Linked DNA regions of Homo sapiens: region 1 is linked to region 2. Evidence: read pairs that join two places in POLR2A ChIA-PET (ENCODE). Cell type or tissue: B cell. All regions are shown on one strand. Links, peaks and the distances in the headings refer to the core of each region. The heading gives the core; the rest is flanking DNA. Region 1 overlaps ZDHHC9 (zDHHC palmitoyltransferase 9). Region 2 has its middle 6.9 kb from the start of SASH3.

Region 1 (2,916 bases), core at 265-2,764, 60 kb after region 2:
CAACAGCAAAAAATTCTAAATTAATGCTGCCCCGCTGCACAGAAGGACCCGAGCTTAACTAAGTCCAGTTCCAACACCTGCTTGTAGGCCAGACAAAGGACAACTTAGATTTGAATTACGCTATGCCATCAAGGATAAAGGTCTCTGTAATCTCCACACAGAGCATCTTCTGCACCTGCTAAAACAATCCACTCTGTATGTCAACAAGTACACAACAGGCCTATTGTATTGTTCTCCTCCAGAGATGAGGCTATTGGCAGCCAGTCGTCTCTAGTGAGTGGGTGTGGCTGGGAAGCCAGATGTGGGACTAGCAGGCCTTTCTACTCTGAGTAAGGGGAAACTTCGAGCGCCAGCCACTAAGACTATTGTGAACTACAACCCATAGTGTTTGTCTTCAAAAGTTATGATAAAAAATACCCCCACCGGGGGTATTGGGAAGGGAGGATTGGGAAGATGTTTGTCAAAGGACATAAAATTTCAGTAAGGAAGAATAAGTTCATGAGATCTATTGCCCAACATGCGGACTATGGTTAATAACACTATATTGTATACCAGAAAATTGCTAGGAGAGTAGATTTTAAGCGTTCTCACCATTAAAAAAATAAGTATGTAAGGTAATACATATGTTAATTAGCTTGATTTAACTATTCCAAATGTATAGATGTATCAAAACATCATATTGTATACATATATATCTTTGTATATATATCTTTATATATATATATAAAATATTTGTCAATTTAAAAAATACTTCAAAAATATCACCCTAGACTAATCCCATAATTGCTATAAGCTGGAAGTCTGTCTCTGACAAGAATAAGCTACGTGAAAGTTTGGTGGTAATTCCCAATATAGACCTCCAAAGTCAGGAGTATCCTCAAACATCACTAATTTGTCTTAGATAAAGATTAGATCAGCCAGGCACAGTCGCTCACACCTGTAATCCCAGCACTTTGGGAGGTCAAGGCAGGTGGATCATCTGAGGTCAGGAGTTCAAGACCATCCTGGCCAACATGGCAAAACCCCATCTCTACTAAAAACACAAAAATAAGGCCGGGTGCAGTGGCTCACGCCTGTAATCCCAGCACTTTGGGAGGCTGAGGTGGGTGGATCACAAGGTCAGGAGATCAAGACCACCCTGGCTAACACAGTGAAACCCCGTCTCTACTAAAAATACAAAAAATTAGCCAGGCGTGGTGGTGGGTGCCTGTAGTCCCAGCTACTTGGGAGGCTGAGGCAGGAGAATGGTGTGAACCCGGGAGGTGGAGCTTGCAGTGAGCGGAGATCGTGCCACTGCACTCCAGCCTGGGTGACAGTGCAAGACTCCGTCTCAAAAATAAATAAATAAATAAATAAATAAATACATAAGCCGGACGTGGTGGCATGCACCTGTAATCCCAGCTTACTCGGGAAGCTGAGACAGGAGAATCACTTGAACCCATGAGGCGGAGGTTGCAGTGAGCTGAGATTGCACCACTGCACTCCAGCCTGGTGACAGAGCAAGACTCCACCTCAAAAAAAAAAAAAAAAAAAAGACTAGGTCAGATCTGTCATCCACGAATATAAGCTAATTGTTTCTGAAACTCCCTATATCACTCCATGGAATAATAATATCCATATACTTCTTAAAACAGAACTCTCCTGTATTCAAAGTACCAAGAGGCCTTTCTCCTTCCTGGGGATTAGAGTTCCTTTTCTCCCTTGTGAATTTTATAAATGCAACCATGTCCCAACTAAGTCTTCATTTCTGCCACCTGAAGAGACATCATCATTTTAAACCATCCTCTACTGACTTCTTGACTGTCCTCAGGCTACCATAGCTGGACTAGACAACTGGACTCCCACATGTCCCCTCAGGCGGCACGGTGGTACTGACCAGCAGTAACCATCAGTGCCAGGCTGGGCTCATGTGTCGTGTCCCATCCCCCATCCCTAGCATGCTAGTTCACTGGAGGGATGATGATAATGACACAGACTTCAATTCACATGAAAACACTCAGAAGAGATTCATGAGTAGAATGGGTAAGAATCTAGACAGAGAGCTATGCCTTACGGATTGGCAGCTTGGATTGGTGTTCTGTACAATACACTGCTTCTAAGTCTCCCTAACAGCTTTCTTGCTATGTTTTTTGGTTTGTTTGTTCTTTTATCAATGTAATCAGTCAGCCAACAAGTACTTGTTGGACTAACAAATGAAGAACAAGGGAAATAGGAGTTAATTTTGTTGGGGAAAACATAACTGAAATATGAAACAGCTAAAGAATAAGATGACCGATAATCAAGTGTTAGAATGGTGACTCAGCCTCTAAGGGCTGTAAGTGGTCAGGGAAGAGCTCTGTAGGGGAGCTGCTGGCTGCTTGAAACTGCTCCAGTAGCAGCTGGTAAGTATGGCTTTAAGGAAGAAGGCCCAAGGATCAGAGCCCCATGATACTCTTTGGTCACACATGGGAGAAATAAGCCTTTGCTATAATACCTCCCTGATATGGATGGCCATCTGTCCTCTTACTACCTACCTGCTACTTACTGAATGTCTGTATCCCTGCAAAATTCATATGTTGAAATCTTAACATCCAATGTGATGGATTTTGGAGGTGGGGCCTTTGGGGGGTGATTAGGTCACCTAAGGCTCCACCCTCATGAATGGGATTAGCATCCTTATAAAAGAAATCCTGGCAAGCTCCCTTGCCCCTTTGGCAAGGGAGAGAAGACAGCCATCTATGAACCAGAAAGCAGGCCTTCATCAGTCACCAAACCTGCAGGCATCTTGATCTTGTACTTGCCAGCCTCCAGAACTATGAGACACAAATTTCTGTTGTTTATAAGCCACCCAGTCGATGGTAGTTTCTTACAGCAGCCAGAACAGACTAAGACACTACCTCTAGAAGACAATAAACATGTAGAACCACCCATTAAGAC
Region 2 (2,916 bases), core at 185-2,684:
TTGCTGTTATTTGCCCAGCACAAGTTCAATTCAGCTTCACCTTTGCAGGTAGGTAAGAAAAAGGTCTGGAACCCAAGTTTTATATATAAATAGCCAAAATTAGAAAGGCTCTAGAGCAAACATCTAATTTACGTCTTTCCAACTATGCTCCCGGGAGCCTGAGATGCCTCAGAAACACCACAGGGGCTGTCGAGGAAAACAGAGCTGCTGCACGAAGTAGCCCTGACGGGCTTCCCGTAAAATTGTACTTGAAGTAGTTGCAGGGCCAGCTTCACGGGTGTAGGACCTGTGCAGTCCCTCAAGACTTTGTGCTTACAAGGGCCCCATGCTTGGTTTAATGCTCGCCTGTCACTGTCTCAAAATTCTTGATAATTTTTAAGCAAGAGGCACCGGGCATTTTCATTTTGCACAAGGCCCGCAAAATTCAAGAGCCAATCCTGAATAGGAGCTCCATGACCAAACACACACACACACACACACACACACACACACACACACACACACACACAAAACCTGGTGCAGTCCTTTCAGTGTACAGATGGGAAAACTTCAACAGCAACCCAGGAAGAGGAAGGGACTTGTCCAAGGTCACACAGTCCAGTGGGGCCAGAGCAAGGACTAAATCCGCAGCATACTGACTCAGCTCCACAATGGCTCCGCTCTCGCTTTCAGTGTGTGCTTCTGTCACTCCCTTACTGCCTCTAATGACCCACTGAGGCCCAAGGAGACCTGTTGAAGGTCACACAGCTGTGACAACAATGGTGACGGCGGTGTTGAGCCACGTTCCTTCAAGCTTCAAATCTGAATAGAAAAGGGCATAGGTAAGATGATAGGTAGATAGGTACATACACAAATCATCTAAATAGCTCCTTTTGTTTTTTGTTTTTTTTTTTAGAGAGAGGGTCTTGCTCTGTCACCCAGGCTGGAGAGCAATGGCACCATCATAGCTCACCGTAACCTTGAAATCCTGGGCTCAAGTGCTTCTCCCGCCTCAGCCTCCTGATTAGCTAGGACTACAGGCATGCACCGCCATGCCCGATTAATTTTTTTTTTAATTTTTATTTTATAGAGATGATGTCTATGTTGCCTAGGCTGGTCTCAAATTTCTGGCCTCAAGCAATCCTCCTGCCTTGGCCTCCCAAAGTGCTGGGATTACAGGTGTGAGACAATAGTTCATTTTTTAAAATGATAACTAACTCAGCCTTTGCTGGTTTGCCAGTCAGCTGGTTCCAGCTGTGTGTGAGTTGGGACCTCAGAAGGGGCTGGGCTGGCTACTCTTCAGCCAGCTAAACCACGTCAGCAGTGAATTTTACCAACTCACTGGGTGCTTCCTCAAATCAGTGGTTGGGCACTCTTGGCACCAAAAAATATATATATATAGAAGTGCGAAAGATTCAGTAGCAACCGTTTCCTCCCTGTCCGTCCCTGCTCCTCATGGCTCGTCACAGCCAGGAGGGGGAGGTGCTCCCCAAACCCCAAGCCAGCTAGCCTTTGCCCAGAGGCCGGCCCATCTCTTCACTTCCTTGTTTCTTTGTGAAACAGGAACTGAGCAAGCAGCTTAAGTCGGGTAGGATGGGTGGTTGAGAAAGCCCCAGTGGTCCGTGGCAAGTCCACGAAGCTGAAAAGCTGGTTTCTCTCCCAGCGGGTCCCAGGCAGCTTCAGGCCCTCTTGTTTGTCACACCTCTTGTGTTCTAGAACAACTTGGGGTGAGGGATGCACTCTTGACAAGGTGGAGACATAGGATATGGGCCACAGGGTCACGTAGCAGAGATTCAGATGCGGACCTCAAGAGACATAGAAGCAGGTGCCAGGCCGGGCATGGTGGCTCACGCCTATAATCCCAGCTCTTTAGGAGGCCAAGGTGGGTGGATCACCTGAGGTCAGGGGTTCGAGACCAGCCTGGTTTGGCAACATGGTCGGCAACATGGTGAAACCCTGTCTCTACTAAAAATACAAAAAATTAGCTGGGTGTGGTGGCAGGCGCCTGTAATCCCAGCTACTCGGGAGGCTGAGACAGGAGAATCTGGGAGGCGAAGGCTGCAGTGAGCCGAGATCTTGCCACTGCACTCCAGCCTGGGCCACAGAGTGAGACTCTGTCTCAAAAAAAAAAAAAAGAAGAAGAAGAAGATTCCAAGGGGACACTAAGGGAGAAAGCGGCAGCTCCTAACGGTCACCAAGGCCTTCCTGGATTTAGCAAGGGGAGAAACTCCAGGTGGAGTCTGAAGTGAACTGATGTGGAGTCACTCACCAGGTACCCAGCACTTTCCACTAGCTGGGGCACTGGGCTGAGAGCACTCCCTCTATGCATGTCACCTGAGTAGTAACCCTAGTCACACACACCCACAAGAAAGGCCCACATTATCACTGTTACCATCTTCACTAAGGCTCATTGCAGGTGAGGTCACTTGCCCAAGGTTATGCAGCCAGTAGGTGACCATACAACAATCTGAATCCAATCAGGACAACCTGACTCCATTTCTGAGAGGTGTTCTGTTCCTCCTCTTCCCTGGAGCCCTGGACAATTGTCCCCATGGGGGAGGGGCCCACTGATCAGAGAGGTTTGTCCTTGTAACCTTGGGACAGAGATTTATGCAGAGTAGCCCAGCCCCTACTTGTCCCCCATAGAAAGTGCACCCCCCCACCAGTGAGTCATGAGTGTGTTTTAATCTGAGCACCAAAGTCCAGCCTCCTCTTCTGATGGTAATTGACAGAGCTACCAGCAGGTGTTTTTTGTTTTGTTTTGTTTTAAAACCAAGACCTTATCACGAGTTCAGAGTTCCAAAGATCACTGTCTTTCCCTCCCCTCCCATCAGCCCCTGCCACCAGATGCCCACTCTGTGTGTGTTGTATGTGGGCATGAGGAATGGGCGCAAGAGTCACCTGCCCTTGTCTCCTTGCTTTCCTCTGCCCGCCTTC

What was found. ChIA-PET counts read pairs that join two places held together with the same protein. Peaks named below come from ENCODE experiments on the same cell type or tissue, not always from the same donor. Only the 100,000 strongest peaks of a DNase experiment are listed, where the experiment ranks them.
Region 1: POLR2A ChIA-PET joins it to region 2 with 8 read pairs; 7 of 35 experiments call an interaction of 5 or more read pairs at or near these places.

Annotation. Positions count from the first base shown.
Region 1 is chrX:129,831,451-129,834,366 of GRCh38, forward strand. All of the region lies in intron 3 of ZDHHC9 (zDHHC palmitoyltransferase 9), which reads right to left. Among named protein-coding and RNA genes, the nearest start is that of ZDHHC9, 11 kb to the right of the region's middle. In B cell, for the core only: no CTCF peak of the experiment used is centred there; no DNase peak of the experiment used is centred there.
Region 2 is chrX:129,771,567-129,774,482 of GRCh38, forward strand. No RefSeq gene overlaps it. Among named protein-coding and RNA genes, the nearest start is that of SASH3, 6.9 kb to the right of the region's middle. RefSeq lists an enhancer at 1,582-1,881. In B cell, for the core only: no CTCF peak of the experiment used is centred there; DNase peaks (open chromatin) are centred at 1,495, 2,305 and 2,485; H3K4me3 peaks cover 119 bases; H3K27ac peaks cover 2,500 bases.